2 separate regions of the Homo sapiens genome follow, and region 1 is linked to region 2. Evidence: chromatin loops called from intact Hi-C (ENCODE). Cell type or tissue: heart right ventricle. All regions are shown on one strand.

Region 1 (2,500 bases), 71 kb after region 2:
GTAAGTGTCTTATACATTGGTGAAGTGTATATGGTGGTGACAAAATGGTGAAAAATGGCATTTAGCCTTATGGTTTTAATTGCAGTTCTCCTATTATAAGTAAAGTTGAGCATACTCAAAATGTGGTCCTTAGACTAGCAGCATCAACATGAACTGGAGGCGTGATAGAACACAGCATCTCAGGTCTCATCTCCAAGGTACCGAGTCAGAATCTGCATTGGAAGATCCGCAGATGATTCCTATAACATTCACATTTGAGAATTTCTGGTCTAAGATCCTGTTCAGTGACAATTCTCTATGAATTTATGACCTATGATCTCTGTCTAGGAGAACCAACCAATGAGTTATTTATCACTCTCCCCTCAGGTCTGCTGGCTCTGAGGAGCACCTATTTCCTTTCTCGAAAACATCTTCCAGGATATTTTGGTATAGTGGAATGAGAAGGTGCTTCTATTTGAAAAGATCCTTTTGAGACCGGCTATGAATACCTGCAAAGTGAGAGAAATGAAAGAAGTCTAAACGTCCCCATTTGGCTGTCAATGCATCTTGCGTTGCCTGGAGAGTTGCTCTCTGCCTAGCACTGACAGTATAGAGTGGGATATTTCTGCCCTGGGAGTTCCCAGCATCACAGTCAAATAGAACCCCAGACTGCTTTCCTGAGTGTGCTGAGGTTTCTGGCTAGCCTGGCTCAAATTCCTTGGGGGAGGAATCACCTTTGCCTGACATGTTATCTCTGTGACCACCAGTTTGTTAACTGTTTATTTCAAATGCTATTGATGTTAGTCAACTTTATAGCATGTGCACTTTGTTGACATTTAAAAAAATGCCTTTATATGTTTGCTCATTCGTTTTAATTTATGGCATGGGAGGAACATGTTTCAGATCACAAGAGTAGAATGAAAACATAAGATTATTCACCAGTGGGAAGTACCAGAAAAGGTTGTAATTGAACATAATAACTTTCAGTATTTTCCTTAAAACTTGTGTAGGTATTTTATTCCTAAATTTTTACATTATTTTAAATATATGTAATATTTTGCCTAGTTTGAAAGACGAGCATTTTGATTTTGAGACTGTGGAAAAATCAGAGAAGTCTAAGGGGACATTAAAAAACCAAACCCTCTAAATTCAATACTTAACATTTTGTTCAGTCTCTTTTTACTCTTTTTTTTGCTGTAACAGGGATCTTTTTCCTGCAACTTCTAGTGAGGAAAGCTTGTTTTAAGATCTCTTGTTTCATTATGACAAGGACAGTGATTGAGCTCCCTTGTGGAGAGGAGGAGGATGAGTCAGCCAAAGTGACATGGAAAGGACACAAATAGAAACAGAACTGGACCACCTCCAGGGCAGCTAGGGTTTGCATGTTCCTATGACGCTAGGACTTCAGGAAGAGTTGCCTGAGCCCCAGAAGGTCCTGTAGATCCCTCTGCACTGGACTCCATATGCCCACATGTCAGCCTCCACAGCTGCGAGGCTGAGATATGGAGCTCTCAGTGACCATCCTCCTGGCTTGAAAGCTATTTCTCCCATAGGCCTGAAGTTCCTCTTGCTATGTAAGGTCTATTTCTTGGCTCCAACAGAGATAGAACCTGTTCTCTGTTCTCAGGATGGCAAATGGGCCCATGGAAAGGACTTGGAGTTCACAACCAGGCGGCCCTGGCCCTAACTCTAGCTCGGTCACTTGGTAGTTTTATAATCATGAGCAGCATTATTTAAGTTCTCTTAGTTTTCTTGACTGTGACATGGGGCTACTAAAAGCTACCCTGCAGGGTCATTGTAAAAATTAGAGATAATGGATATTCATTGACTGTAGCTTAACAGGCACTCAATAAATGGTAGCCATTACTGTCATTGTGTGTTCTTTCAGTCATCTCTTTTCTAGGCTGACATCAAGACACCTCTTAATTTTAGTTTCATTTCTCTTTGCTCATATCTTTTAAGCAAATTCCCTCTGAAATTATAGAATTTCAAAACACCGTCGGCCTCCTCTTAGATTCCAAGTTCTCTCTCTTTCTCTAACATATATTTTCTTGTTGGTGGTAAAAAGATACAAAGGACGAATCAAGGCCTGTGTCCTTCGGGAGTCTTTAATCTCATTGGGGAGACAAGACTTACACAAAAGATACAATTAGAGAATAATAAAAAAGAGCGAGAGCACTCAAATGTGCTGAGTAGAATGTTCCATCCCTGTCTGCTTCCGAATCCCATTTCTGCTGTATTAAACAATATCGCAGTGCTGCTGACTCATGTTCAGCTTCTAGACCCTTGAGACTGTAATATTTCTCTGCTATATCTGCATATAACCAGTGAGAATATTCTATTGTGTATAATATTTCTATAGCATATTACATTTGGGCAGTTTTCCCTGATGTTCTTCATGGCACTTGTCCCATCAAAATTCACTCAGTTTGTGTCTGATAATTTTTCTGTGCTGTCAACCTTGTAATATAATGCCTCAGCATCCTAACAAAGATAGGCCGGAGTAAGGCTCTTCAAATAG
Region 2 (2,500 bases):
AAACTTCCATTTGGCATTCTGTATACATCTTATTGTCCTGAGATTAGTTCCATGACCACATGTGGCCACATATAATGCAGAGAAATGTAAATTTTATTTTGGATGGCATAGTCCCAACTAAATTTCCATTATAATGCACTAATGTATGGAGATTCCCTACTCAGGGGACTTGTATTCTCTGTCAGTGTCATTACACTTAATCACTTAACTGCCTTGCCTTCTCACCTCTCCCTGATTCCCAATGCTCATGTCTCAGAATTTGCTTCTCTATTCCTATTCACTAACTGTTGAGTCCCAGAATCCAGTAAAAAATTTGTCATTGCCTTTTGAGGGAGGTAACAATTCAGTAAAATGAGCAAGAACTTTGAAGCCAAATAGACTTGGCTTCAAATCTAGGCTTAAGTACCTACTGCCTCTATCAACGTGAGAAAGATACTTAAATCCTCCGACCTCCTGTTGCCTGCCAATTGATAAAATTAAACCTAATTTACAAGGCTGAGGAGAGAATGAAGTGAGGTAATATATATGACTGTATTTGACATCTGTGGTTTCTCAAGGCATCTATGTCCTTCTTTTCCCTGGTGATCTAGTTAATGGAGAGGCTCAGTGAATCCAGAGACCCTCCGTGGTGGGCATTTGCTGATTGCTAACTAGCATCCTGCCCCTCCTCTGCCTGCCTAACAGCATCCAGATTTTGGATTCTGTAGGATTATAATCTCTCTCCTCCATTATGTAGTGGCCATGGAATCTGGAGGGGGTTGACACCCTCTCCTGCCCCTTACCAGCTCTGGGGGAGACTTTGATTGATGAAAGTGTCTTTGAGAGCAGAGGGGCAATGTTATTCTTTTACATTCAAGTTTCTCTCAGGCATTTAAAACATCACCGGAGTAATTGATTAAGCAGTTGATTGAATGGGTCTTGGGGAAACACTGGGCTTGTGGAGGGAATTTCCAGGGAAAAGCTGTGTCTGACACTGTTGTGAATGAGCCAGCAGCGGAGCCAGTCAACCGTGGCCGCTGTGGCCTGGTGATTATCACGTTGGTATGTTCTAATATGACAGCTGGGAATCTCACCAACCAGACCCACCTGATCAGCAATGAAGTGTTTCTATTCTAATCATCTTTTGGGACTGTGGCTGGCATCAAGCATTGGAACAAAAAGTGCTTCTCGGGCATCTGCCTTTTATTAGTGAAATCCATTCCTGTATGAAGGCTTATTCTTCTCATGGCAGAGAAGTGATGTCTTTTACAAAGGTGGTTTGCCTATCTTTGCTCTGCCTGCCGGCTTTATAGAGTTCTGGGTTCATACTAGAGGCCTTTTGAACACCCCAGGTCATGCTTGGTTTAAAGAATCTTACCTTCACTTCTGGTCTGGTTGCTGTGGTCTAGAAGCAGACCTGCCTTAGACTTTCAGCAGATGGAAGAAAGGAAGGAAACTAATTGTGATTGTGCACTGGCTCCATCATGACCTTGGACAAGACTCTTCTGTGAAATGAGGGAAGTAAGACCTCCCCTTCAGTATTTTGGAGAGGAATAAATGAGATATGTGTTTAATATACTTAGTATAATCTGGCGCTTAGTAAAGACTTAATCAAATACTGGCAGTGATTATTATCAAACTCATGAGCACAATGGTTGGCATAAAGCCACCCCTCCATGAATGTTGGCTATTATTATTATTATTATTATTACTCTTCATATTATTATTTTGAAGACTATTTTTATAGCAGTTTTAGGTTCACAGCAAAACCAACTGGAAGGTCCAGAGCCTGTAACCCTCTTCGTCCCCATGTATACACAGCTTCCCCTACTACCAATATCCCACACCACAGTGGTACATTTTTTACAAAAATGAACCTACATTGACCCATTATTATCACATAAGTCCATAGTTTTTATTAGAGTTCACTCTTGGTGTTGTACATTCTACAGATTTGACAGGTATATAATTACATGTAACTGCCATTATAATATCAAGCAGAATTCTTTTACTGCTTTAAAAATCCTCCGTGCTCCTGCTACTCATTCTTCCCTCCCCTCAACACCTGACAACAACTGATCCTTTCTGCCTTTTTTAGAATGTCATATTGTTTGAATCATACAGCACATAGCCTTTCCAGATTGGCTTCCTTCACTTAGTAATATGCATTTAAATTTTATCCATGTGTTTTCATGGCTTGATAGCTTTTTTAAAAACTTCTGAATAATATATCATTGTTTGGATGCACCATAGTTTATTTAACCATTCACCTACTGAATGACATTTTGGTTGGTTACAAGTTTTGGCAATCACGAATAAAGCTACTATTAATATCTATGAGCAGATTTTTGTGTGAACATATGTTTTTAATTCATTTGAGTAAATATCAATGATCATGACTGTCAGATTATATGGTAAGTATATTTAATTTTGCAAGAAATTGCTAAATTGTTTTCCAAAGTGGCTGTACCATTTTTCATTCCCATCAGCACTGAATGAAAGTTCCTGTTGCTCTGTATCC

Evidence for each region. Hi-C counts contacts between places; a loop is a spot of excess contacts. Peaks named below come from ENCODE experiments on the same cell type or tissue, not always from the same donor. Only the 100,000 strongest peaks of a DNase experiment are listed, where the experiment ranks them.
Region 1: a loop joins it to region 2, with 8 times the contacts of the local background. A loop is called at or near these places in 6 of 110 quality-filtered maps.

What each region holds. Positions count from the first base shown.
Region 1 is chr1:166,378,341-166,380,840 of GRCh38, forward strand. No RefSeq gene overlaps it. Among named protein-coding and RNA genes, the nearest start is that of LINC01675, 110 kb to the right of the region's middle. In heart right ventricle, no CTCF peak of the experiment used is centred here; a DNase peak (open chromatin) is centred at 1,351; H3K27ac peaks cover 1,568 bases.
Region 2 is chr1:166,306,990-166,309,489 of GRCh38, forward strand. All of the region lies in intron 1 of LOC112268276 (a long non-coding RNA gene), which reads left to right. Among named protein-coding and RNA genes, the nearest start is that of FAM78B, 140 kb to the left of the region's middle. RefSeq lists an enhancer at 1-516. In heart right ventricle, no CTCF peak of the experiment used is centred here; a DNase peak (open chromatin) is centred at 1,032; H3K4me3 peaks cover 516 bases; H3K27ac peaks cover 2,024 bases.